Linked DNA regions of Homo sapiens: all the other regions are linked to region 2. Evidence: chromatin contacts called from ENCODE Hi-C or POLR2A ChIA-PET data. All regions are on one chromosome and are shown on one strand. Each heading gives the region's core, a stretch centred on a gene start or an enhancer-like site at or near the end of the contact. The rest is flanking DNA. Distances are from core to core; before and after follow the strand shown.

Region 1 (2,742 bases), core at 28-2,527, 240 kb before region 2:
ACGAAATAACCGTTTTCAAACACTGGACAACAGGCAGTGCAGAATCGTGATGACTGAAAAAAGAAATCACTCTTGGTGAGCCCTACAATCCCCCTGGTTTCCTATCTAGAGGCACTTTCCAGGGTACAATATAGGAAGGGGGAGCCCAAACAGAACACAGCAATCTCACTGTGCTGCAGAGACAGAAGGAAGAGTTCAAGGCCACTGAATTGGCTGGAATTTGTGCAGCAGGTAACAAAAAGAGAAGGAGCTCCATCAATCCGTACATAGGGTTCTCCTTGACTCTTTGGCCAAATGCTAAGCTGCACAAGCACTGGGAGAAGGACCATGAAGCCAGGCACAGAACAACTACCAGGGAACTGTGAACTGAATAACTACTAAAATTCACACAAGACTGTAAGACATTGAGTGTTCAAACAGGCTACAGTGGAGAAACCCACAGACATTCAACAGAGACCCCAGAAAATCCACATTTAGGGCTAGGGCTAATCCAGCCCTACAGTAAAGGCTGGCCCCTGTTCTAACAGAGACTGAAACAAACCTCAAAGGATCAAGATGGTCTGCAAGTGAATTAACAGCCTGCCAGGACGACATTCAACACTCTTTAAAGAGAACAACAAAATCCAAACACTCACGGGCCAGCATTCCTCATCCCCATAGCCAGCCCAATTCACTAGGCACAGCAAGAAGCAAGAAAATGTGGTCTGTATTCGGGAGGAAAAAATCCATTTAAGACTCAGAAATGACAGAAAGAGTGAAGTTAGCAGACCAAAACCACTATTATGAATGTTTTAAAATATAAAGGAAAACATGGACAAAATAAGGGAATAGTGAATCTTAATAGAGAAATAGAATCTACGAAAAGGAACTAAATGGAAATTCTAAAAATGAGAAACAAAATAACTCAAATGAAAAATTCACTGAACGGACCTAATAGCAGTTCAGACACCGCAGAAGAAAAGATAAGTGAATGGAAAAACAAAGCAATATAAATTAACCAAACTGAAAACAAGTTTAAAAAAAAAAAAAAAAGGAAAAAGTCACACAAAAATCACACTGAGGCAACTCAACCAAACTGCTGAAAACCAATGATGAAGAAAAAAATTGTAAAAGCAGCCAGAGACAAAAACACCTGTTTCCATATAGGGGAGTCACCACTTTCTCACCAGAAACCATGTGCACCGCCAGAAGAAAATAAAACATCTTTAAATGATGAAAATAAAAAAGACCTTTAACCTACAAATCTATATCCGGTGAGAACACCCTTCAAAAACGAAGGCAAAATACTTTTTCAGACCCATGAAAGTGAAAGAATTTGTCAACAGTAGATCCGCCCTCAAAAAATGTTCACACAAGTTCACAGAAGGAAAATGATTCCAGACAGAAACTGAGATTCACACAAAGGAATAAAGAGCACCAGAAATGTAAATATGTATGTAGATAAATATAAAAGACATTTTTTCTTAATATTTTTGAAAGCCAACTGACTGTTCAAAGCAAAAATAACATTGTGGAGTTTATTACATATAAATAAAACAATCACAGCACAAAGGACAGGAGAAATAAATGTAAGTATTCGGTTGGTGTAAAAGTAGTTGTGGTTTTGCCATTTTATTATAACTTAGATAATTTAAATAAATGTATAACTTAAATAAAATGAAATACTACCTATATTTGAAAATCAAAAATAATCATCTTAAAACTTTAAGACTAATATGCAGATGTGTGCTTTTCATTCATTCTGTATTTAACAAGCACGTATCATTTTTTAGGAACTGTACTATCCTCAACAACTAAATAACAGAAAATCTTACTTAACCCTACAGTAAAAGGGCCCTTACCACTCTTGATTACAAAAGGTAAGCCAAATTCTTACAGCTGAAATAGGAGGCCAAGGATTTATTTTTGGTAATACCATCTGGAAGACAGAAAAGATTAAAATAGTAATCCAACATATAGCTGCTGGATTCCATAAATTATCATATTGTACAGAGGATAACATATAATATGGGTAAATTTATATTTTCTTTAATATCCTAAAGTTATAAAATATTTTAAATAATAAGAATGAATAAAGCAGATAATACCACCTAGTACTAAGTTATTGGCAGTCATGAAAATTCCAGGTAGAGAAATAGTTTTTCTTGTAGTGCCCATAAATTTTAAATTAATAATCAGTAATGAAACCTATTTAAATTAAAATTCTTCCCTACTTAGTACAAAACAAGGTATTGAGCAGTCTTTGAGCCCTTAATTAAATCTAGGAATGAGCGTAGGGACGTTTGGAAACAAAAGACAGGTAAACAAAGACACGCAATGTCTCAAGACAAAGTCTGGAGGTGAAATTAAACCTTTTTAGACAAGTCCAACCACTTAATGAAAAGAATGAAGACCGGTGGTTCTCTAACTTTGACTGGAGGCTAGTGGCTAACAGTGGATTAGAGGCCAAAGTCTCCCTCATAGCGCAGTAACATTTCTGAGATGTGAACGCCGCAAGACTCCCCCACCCCTTTTGTTCGCTACTGCCTCCCCATGGCTTAAAACAGCAGAAGCTCTCTAAGTATCTGCTGCCTGACTTAATAATACAAAAAGAGCACAGACAAATCAATCTGCCATTAGGAGATTTTTAAAATGTCAACAGGAAACAAAAGATTCTCAACATGTTGCAATAAATAAAACATACAATCTGCCGAATTTTAGGTATTAACTGACAATTGATTTTAAATGACTGCAAAAAAAATC
Region 2 (2,700 bases), core at 191-2,690:
GAAACTACCATCAGAGTGAACAGGCAACCTACAAAATGGGAGAAAATTTTCGCAACCTACTCATCTGACAAAGGGCTAATATCCAGAATCTACAATGAACTCAAACAAATTTACAAGAAAAAAACAACCCCATCAACAAGTGGGTGAAGGATATGAACAGACACTTCTCAAAAGAAGACATTTATGCAGCCAAAAAACACATGAAAAAATGCTCATCATCACTGGCCATCAGAGAAATGCAAATCAAAACCACAATGAGATACCATCTCACACCAGTTAGAATGGCGATCATTCAAAAGTCAGGAAACAACAGGTGCTGGAGAGGATGTGGAGAAATAAGAACACTTTTACACTGTTGGTAGGACTGTACACTAGTTCAACCATTGTGGAAGACAGTGTGGCGATTCCTCAGGGATCTAGAACTAGAAATACCATTTGACCCAGCCATCCCATTACTGGGTATATACCCAAAGGACTATAAATCATGCTGCTATAAAGACACACGCACGTGTATGTTTATTGCGGCATTATTCACAATAGCAAAGACTTGGAACCAACCCAAATGTCCAACAATGACAGATTGGATTAAGAAAATGTGGCACATATACACCATGGAATACTATGCAGCCATAAAAAACGATGAGTTCATGTCCTTTGTAGGGACATGGATGAAATTGGAAATCATCATTCTCAGTAAACTATCGCAAGAACAAAAAACCAAACACCGCATATTCTCACTCATAGGTGGGAACTGAACAATGAGAACACATGGACACAGGAAGGGGAACATCACACTCTGGGGACTGTTGTGGGGTGGGGGGAGGGGGAGGGATAGCATTGGGAGATATACCTAATGCTAGATGACGAGTTAGTGGGTGCAGCGCACCAGCATGGCACATGTATACATATGTAACTAACCTGCACACTGTGCACATGTACCCTAAAACTTAAAGTATAATAATAAAAAAGAAAAATTGCTTCAAATGAACAACAAAAAAAAAGAGGCTGTGAACAATGAATCTAAAACAATATTTTCTTTTGGGAAATGCCCGTTTTGGCAGGAATACATTTTGGCTCCGCTGTGCTGTGAATTCGGAGGAAAAGTAGGGAGGGCCGGAAAGCCCAGGGCTTCATGCAGAGTAGACATCAAGAACCCACCTGCTCTGGAGTCTTGGTGGGCAAGGGGAACGAACCTTCCAGTCCATTTCTACCGTCACCATAATTCCTGTGTCTGAATCTGAATCACCTTCTTCAAAAACTGGGGGCTGAGGTTGCCTCCACATGCTAACGCTGATTCAGGGCGGCAGCAGATGCTGGTGTTCTCAGTTCCTTCCTGCTTCCGCTTCCTGTTCAGGAACAGGGCCGCATTTTCCCATCCTCTTCGGCTGTAGGCGTGGTCACGTGACCAGGAGGGCGGGGCGCGCCTGCCTAGCATACGCTGGAGGACGGCGCCCTCACCCTGGCGGGAGGTGGATCCCCAGCGCGGTGCAGTTACATCGCAGACATGGGCTCGTCTATACGCTGCTGGACGGCCGGGGTCTGGGCTCCACAGCCGGGGGGCACCACCCTGGAGCTGGTGATAGGGGAGGGAATCGCCGCTCGGGCGCCCGGGCCTCGCGCGGAGCCTGCGTGCGCGGGAGTTCACGGGGCAAATCCTGCCCATCCTCCGCGCTCAGGCGTGGCTTCAAAAGCCTCGGGCCGGGTGGTGCAGCCCCAGCATAACCTGGCGCCCCGGTGGCTGCTGGAGTGGTTGGCTCAGAATGGAAGGAAACGGTGGGGTCTGCGTTACTCTGTGGTGATAAAAAAGAGAAGCGGCAGCTTAGCGCCAAGAATAAATGATGACCGCCGGAATCCCTGCCGTTAGGCGCAGGTCTTGGCATGAGAGCTGCAACAGGGCGGCCAGCTGGGCGCCAGGGGGCCTGGGCCGCCTGTCCGGTGCGGGTCCCCGAATATCCTGGGCTCTTCCGGGAAGTGCCGCTGCGGTGAGGCCAGAGCCTCCCGCTACGGAGGATGCGATGTGATGTGCTGTGCGTTGCTCTACTCAACGGAGCGCCATTCCCGTGGTTTCGCCTTGCTGCAGTTTCAGTAGATACCGGCTATTGATTTTGGTCTGAGACTCGCAGCCATGTGAACATTAGTGTTATTCTGGGTCAGGCCGTCTTCTAAGTGCTGTATGTTACCTCGTTATAGCGACCCTGTGAGGAGGGAACTGTTAGTAGCATTAGCAGTCTAGGAAAAGAAATCCATTTTGCCAGGCGCTTGTCCATCCGTCTGCGCACCTCCCCACCGTTCCATCCCAGGCGAGCAGTCTGTAACGTGGTGCAGTTTTGCCTGCGCTGCAGCCCATTCTTTCACCTCGCTTCATTTGGGTTTTACTTTGCCGTGTCATTGACAAGTTTTTCTATGCATTTGTTCCCATGTATGCATCACAGGTTATTAGCTGCGTCACCACGTGTTGAGACGCGCGAAGGGCTCTGTTACCTCTTCATGGTTTGAATTGTTACGTCACCCTGGCGTTCTTGAACAAAGAATTGGACAAAACACACAAAGCAAGGAAAGAAGGAAGCAACAAAAGCAGAGATTTGTTGAAAATGAAAGTACACCCACAAGGTGGGAGCAGCCCATGAGGCTGAAGGGCCCGGTGACACAATTTTCTGGGATTTAAATACCCTGTAGAGGTTTCCCATTGGTTACTTGGTG
Region 3 (2,905 bases), core at 256-2,755, 250 kb after region 2:
TGGATCACCTGAGGTCAGGAGTTCGAGACCACCCTGGCCAACGTGGTGAAACCCTGTCTCTACTAAAAATACAAAAGTTAGCCAGGCATGGTGACGGGCACCTGTAATCCCAGCTACTCGGGAGGCTGAGGCAGGAGAATCGCTTGAACCCAGGAGGCAGAGCTTGCAGTGAGCCGAGATTGCACCACTGCACTCCAGCCTGGGTGACAGAGAGAGACTGTCTCAAAAACAAACAAACAAAAACTATCCTTAGATTAAGACATGGACGTGGTGTACATGATTGCTTTTGCTGCATCTTGCCACCTATTTTCAGCGAGGGCCAGAATAGGAAGCCACTGGATGGAATTCTTTGCTGTGCTTCGCAGCTGTTCAGAACACGTTCTTTACATAATGCCTTTTAAAGAAATGAGGTTCTATGGGAGAAGCCTCTGTGTCAGGACTAATTATGCTTCCCTTGGAGACAAGAACACCAAATCATGGTGATGTTTTCCTTTTCCCACTGGTGTTAGGATGCTTACAGTCAAACTGTTGACCCACATGTAGCAAGAACACCATAGGGAGCCTTCCTGGCACAGCCTTTTTAGAGGCAGCCTTCTTGGTGCTTATCTGTCTTCAATTTCTGTTTCCTGTCCTTATTTAAAAAAACATTATTGCATCCCGTGAATGTATGTGATTGACCTTAAAATCTTTTGCATGAAGGCTTAGTATAATTTAATAAAAACGGCCTTATCTTATTTTCCCAAGTCGACTGGGTAGCGGCTGTGGAGCGCTCTGGGACTCCCGGTGTGCTGCTGGTTAGTAAAGGTTGGCCTTGGCAGCTATGAACATAGGCAGAGCCCCCTCCTCAATCCGCCTCCCACCCCTCCAAGGAAGGGAGGCCGGACTTGGCTTAAACAGGTCGGGCAGCCACTGGAGCCTCCCCTCCCCCGCATCCACAACATACCCATCCCACTCCTCAGCCCTGGCGCGGCCCCGCACCCCGGCCTCCACTCCCTCGAGCCCCCTCTCCGGGTGCAGCCCCGGCGTCCCCTGACCCCGGTGCACACCCCCCGCCCCAGCGCTGCCCCTCGCCGCCGCCACCAGCCCTGGGCGCGGCCTCCGGAGCTCCCCATCACACAGCCGGGCGCGGCCTCACCCCCCCCCGCCCCTCCCGCCGCAGCCTCCAGTTGCCCGCGTCACCTTCCGGGTCCCCGCCTCCCCCGCCGTCCCCACCCCCGCGCCGCCTGGCCCGGGGGGGCGGCGCGGCCCTTCCGGCCGGGGCGGGGCCGGGCCTGGGGCGCTGGGGCGGGCGGGCAAGGCGGGCTCGCCCTGCCGGCGGCGCGGCCATGCTCATCACGCTGTGCTACCTGTACCTGTGGGCGCGCTGGGGTCGCCGGCCGGCTGAGCTCGTGCGCGCCACGGTGCGGCGGCTGCGTGCCTCGCGCTGTTCCTTCACCTTCTGCGGCGCGGCCGCGCAGCCCCCGGGCGCCCGCGTGTGCCTGAGCCGTGGCGGCCGCGTCTTCTGCGTCAGCGACAGCCAGGTGGGCGGGTCGGGCGGGCGGGCGACCCGGGCCCCGCGAGCCGGAAGTGCCCCCGTCCCTGCGCCTCGTCCCCGCCGGGAGCCCGGGAGTTCGGGAGCCCCGGAGTGGCGCCCTCAGTGCGGCCTGTGCGGCCCGGGAGGGGCTGTTGCCCCGGGGCCCAGAGAGAGGCCGGAGGTGCGGGACTCGGACCACGGACCCGGTCGCCTCTTCCCGGCCAGCCGGGCGGTGCTGGACGCGTGACTCTAGGCGCGCACCTGTGAGGACGTGAGCTGTGGATTGACAGCCGGACGCCAGCAGTGCCCACCTGGGGTCGCCCCCAACCTCCTCTCCCACACTTCGAGCCGGCGTTTGGGTGACCGTGAACCAGGAGAGACAGCTGTGGCGGGCCGGGAGCGGTGGCTTATGCCTGTAATCCCTGCACTCTGGGAGGCCTAGGAGGAAGGACAGCTTTGAGCCCAGGAGATGGAGACCAGCCTGGGCAACATAGCTAGACCCCTCTCTACAAAAAACAAAACAAAAAAAACACTTAGGTCGGCGTGGTGGCACGCGCCTGTAGTCCCAGCTACTCTGGAGGGTGAGGCGGGAGGGTCACTTGATCCCGGGAGGTTCACTTGAGCCCCGGAGTTTGAAGCTACAGTGAGCTATGATTGAGCCATTGCACTCCAGTCTGGGTGACAAAGCAAGACCCTGTCTTAAGAAAAAAAAAAAAAAATCCCAAACAAAAAACTCCCACCTGTGTCATCAGCTTTTTGTCAGATGTCCCCAAATTTACAAAAACTGCCCTTTTCCCTCTCCATCTTCTGTCAGTTGGTTGCATCATTCACCAACTTGGGCACCCGACTGATGGTCTTTGCGTCTTTTAAATTTCAGTTGACAGTCAGCCTTTGTTTTTTTTGACCCAGTGCTTAGGATGGTGGTTACGTGTTCAGCCCACTCTGTCACCTACCTTGTGACTTGGGCCAGTCAATTAATCTCTGTAAAAAGTCTGCTGCCTTGCTGTAAAGGGAACAATAGATCTTTCCATTCAGCTGTTTTTGGAAATGGGCTTAGCTTCACAGTGCAGTACTGCACAAAATTTCATGGACATCGGTAGCATTGTTCTCATTAATATTTAAACGTGTTTTGCTTTTAATCTGTTTCTTGTCCCTTTCCTCTGTTTTCTGGAATATTGCCTCACTTTTAGCACTAAAATGACGTTTTCTGCATATGTCACACCGTAAAGCCCCTGTGGGGAATTGAATCTTATCTCAGGTTTGAACATTGCCTGGAGGCTGTGCTTAGATATGGGTTGAAATTGTGCCACTAGCAAATAAAAAATACTCTTTCTTGTTAGTACCATATATGTATTATGTCACACTGAATATGAATGACTGTTTTCTCAGGTC
Region 4 (2,778 bases), core at 83-2,582, 190 kb before region 2:
ATGCCACTGCACTCCAGCCTGGGCAACAGGGTGAGATCCTGTCTCAAAAAGAAAAAAAACATATATATATTAAAGGAGACAAACTGAAAGGAAGGTAAAAACCAATAGCAGATGAGTCAATTTTGCATTAAAACCTTGGTCAAGGTCAAAGAACATGTGGGATTATAAACATGGGTGCTGGATTATACTACTCCAATGGCATTTTGGAAGTGGAATAGCTGAAATTTGTGTTAAAGAGGCTAGAAGCATGTGCTTTCTCATGCAATTATGTGAAAAGAACTAGGGAGAAGGTTTAAGAACTAAAAGCTGAGCAGATTAAATGAGTTTTGCCCCAAATTTTGGCTATCTCAACCATCAACTCAGTATCTCTGAGAGCACATCTGGGCCTGAAAGACAAAATCAGGCACTGAGTATTTGGACGTACCAACAAATAGAGGAAAACAGGAGGGAAATGCCTCATATGCACATTACCTGCAACAATACATAATGCACTGACACATCATTTCTAAAACTGAAGGGGAGAAACAGAAGTTTCTGGGGGTAAGTTATCATCAGTAATTGTAAAGTAGTAGTACAGGTACTCTGTTACTAACTCAAAATATGTAAACTACCACTGATATTCTATTTTGCTTGCTGTCCTCTGTCTTCCTTTAGAATGTGAAAACATTTACAATGATTTGCACAGGTTTGTATGACCTTCAAGTCTATCAACTGTTTATCTATTCTCTTGTGAATAGATATTCTCAAAAATGAATTCTCAAACCACAGAGCTTTTCGGGAACCTAACTCCCACTACTAGAAAGTGACTGGTCTATCAAGTAGACACTAGAAAGCACCCCTATCACATGCAGACCTAGGTTCCAAAGGCTCATTTCTAAGACAGTTGGTTAAAAGTCTACATTAAGAACTCCTTTAGTATGTAGTATGTAAAGCCAACTTTTATAAGGCGGGCTTGTTCCAGGCCCAGAAGACCTCAGTGAACTGAGCTCGAAAGTCCCAGTTATGTTTCACTGCATGAGATGACTTATCTTTAATGGGCCCTGGTATAAATTTTCTACTTTAAACCACTAAACCCCATAATTACAAAAAGTAAGTACCACTATCATTCCCATTGTCCAGGTGAGAAAACTAAGGCACAGAGAGGTGAAGTGAAACCATCCCAAATCACACACGACTAATGGTAGAGAGATATTCAAATCCAAGCAAACTGACTACTAAGCCACTGCTTTTGGCCATATTAAACTGAATCTACCATTTCCCCTACTCAAAAAGGGAGGAAAAACAGAGAAAAAATCCACTTCTCCTTTCTGTATTCTCAGTCTTGGGTAACGGGTGTCACCATCAGCCCAATCTCCCAAGGGCAAAAACTGTATTACCTTTGCACCAACCTAATAAAATTCCACCACCCAAAATTTGGTGTTGGAATCTCTGCTCCTTAAATATATGTATATATACATATATATCTTTATATCAACAATTTATATTTGCATCATCATTTTACCAGGTGCACAGTACTCCACTGCAAAGACGTAAATGCATTTTAAGCAAACACCTATTGAGGGTATGTGGCTTGTTTCTAATTTTCACTAGCATGAATTTTAAATCTTAGAGCCTGCTTCTTCCCCTCTGCTAACAGGAACTAAGAGCAAAGTGGTATGAAGAAAACACCAAGAGCCATGAAGACAAGTCCTTTAACTGATATGCTTGCTTAAGGATGTTCTTTTATGTCACCTACACAAAATGTACTCAAAATTTCTATTATTCAAATCAATTCTAGATCTTAAGAGGAACTTAGAAGAGGTGGCCCAATGACGCTCTAGGTGCTCTGGGAATCAAAGCTGAGATCCAGCGCTTAGTGCTATCTATTGTAACGTTTCCCTCACTAACCTGAACATCTAGGGTAATCTCATTTATGTATATATTCCCTAACAAAGGAGTATCTATCAGACAGAAGACATTTAGAAAGAATATGTTCAATCAGTAACCTGCAAGCCCTTCTCATAACTAGCTTATAAGAAATGCACTGGAAAACTGCCTTGCTCTCTCTCCCTTCTGACAGCACCAACTTTTCCACACAGGATGTTCTATAATACAATATATACACACATATATAATTTATATATAAAATGTAAATATATAATTGATTTGCATGAGTGCATGCATACATATACTTAGTTGGTTATATGTACTTTTATACGTATGTAATTATATATCATTTTATAAACCATTGCCTTTAAATAATCCTTGCATCTCAGAAACACAGAAAAATAACAAGGCCCAGAAATAATCAAAAACACACACTGCATGAATAGCTTACATTTTCTTCCAATGAGTCTATTACTAAAAGCAGTAAAGTGAGTTCAGTTTTACTTACTTCCCCTCCCACACTTCTGTGGAGTTTACAGAGAAATGCTACCCCCTTAAAAATTCTTAAAATGTATGTTCTTGTATTTCACAACACTAGCTATCCTCCAAATAATCCATGTCTCTTTCACATTTAGCCCTAACCTCAGATGTGACCTCTGGTTCTATCCCCTGACCGCTTCACTCATTTCTCTATACATCTTTCCCTGCAAAAGAAGTATTTTCAATGGTTTACTCCAAACTAATACTTCAAACTCTCTTCTCCACTCAAACTTTTCACTCAATATCTAGTCTAACAAGCTGTTGGGTGGCTGCCTACAGTGCCACATCCCTGCCTCCATTCTCTATGCCTACAACTCCTCATCACATTCCTGCACCACATGTTATCCACTTGAACTTCCCATCTCTATTCCC

The links. A loop is a pair of places that touch in the nucleus more often than their neighbours do. ChIA-PET counts read pairs that join two places held with the same protein, here RNA polymerase II (POLR2A). Pooled maps may share reads with other maps.
Region 1: a loop to region 2 is called in a map of natural killer cell, with 6 times the contacts of the local background. The contact joins two enhancer-like sites. A Hi-C loop is called at or near these places in 9 of 168 maps with a recorded cell type or tissue (CD14-positive monocyte, CD4-positive, alpha-beta T cell, CD4-positive, alpha-beta memory T cell and 5 more), 3 of 37 single-sample maps with no recorded cell type and 18 of 50 pooled maps. POLR2A ChIA-PET finds 5 or more read pairs at or near these places in 4 of 52 experiments (AG04449, MCF 10A, activated CD4-positive, alpha-beta T cell and 1 more).
Region 3: a loop to region 2 is called in a pooled map, with 14 times the contacts of the local background. The contact joins the promoter of HLCS-AS1 here to the enhancer-like site in region 2. A Hi-C loop is called at or near these places in 1 of 168 maps with a recorded cell type or tissue (B cell), 1 of 37 single-sample maps with no recorded cell type and 16 of 50 pooled maps. POLR2A ChIA-PET finds 5 or more read pairs at or near these places in 3 of 52 experiments (H1, OCI-LY7 and activated CD8-positive, alpha-beta T cell).
Region 4: a map with no recorded cell type shows a loop between it and region 2 (7-fold over the local background). The contact joins two enhancer-like sites. A Hi-C loop is called at or near these places in 3 of 37 single-sample maps with no recorded cell type and 6 of 50 pooled maps. POLR2A ChIA-PET finds 5 or more read pairs at or near these places in 1 of 52 experiments (T-cell).

What each region holds. Positions count from the first base shown.
Region 1 is chr21:37,460,151-37,462,892 of GRCh38, reverse strand. The region is part of intron 2 of DYRK1A (dual specificity tyrosine phosphorylation regulated kinase 1A); the gene reads right to left. Among named protein-coding and RNA genes, the nearest start is that of KCNJ6-AS1, 57 kb to the left of the region's middle. Within about 2 kb of position 1,277, at least 6 of the 41 ENCODE cell types and tissues checked have a DNase peak (open chromatin) inside an H3K27ac peak, as active enhancers do; they include CD4-positive, alpha-beta T cell, CD8-positive, alpha-beta T cell and natural killer cell, where a contact is called at or near this core.
Region 2 is chr21:37,220,056-37,222,755 of GRCh38, reverse strand. It overlaps DSCR9 (Down syndrome critical region 9), which reads right to left. Exons shown (of 3, transcript NR_026719.2): 3 at 1,020-2,518. Among named protein-coding and RNA genes, the nearest start is that of DSCR9, 13 kb to the right of the region's middle. RefSeq lists an enhancer at 1,717-1,866. Within about 2 kb of position 1,440, at least 38 of the 41 ENCODE cell types and tissues checked have a DNase peak (open chromatin) inside an H3K27ac peak, as active enhancers do; they include B cell, CD4-positive, alpha-beta T cell, CD8-positive, alpha-beta T cell and 2 more, where a contact is called at or near this core.
Region 3 is chr21:36,965,059-36,967,963 of GRCh38, reverse strand. HLCS-AS1 (HLCS antisense RNA 1) reads right to left here and starts at 1,505. Exons shown (of 4, transcript NR_186434.1): 1 at 1,353-1,505. It overlaps HLCS (holocarboxylase synthetase), which reads left to right and starts at 1,295. Exons shown (of 11, transcript NM_001352514.2): 1 at 1,295-1,520. The coding sequence starts at 1,326. RefSeq lists silencers at 913-1,382, 1,453-1,782, 1,503-1,833 and an enhancer at 1,893-1,942.
Region 4 is chr21:37,412,750-37,415,527 of GRCh38, reverse strand. All of the region lies in intron 1 of DYRK1A (dual specificity tyrosine phosphorylation regulated kinase 1A), which reads right to left. Among named protein-coding and RNA genes, the nearest start is that of DYRK1A, 47 kb to the right of the region's middle. Within about 2 kb of position 1,332, at least 2 of the 41 ENCODE cell types and tissues checked have a DNase peak (open chromatin) inside an H3K27ac peak, as active enhancers do.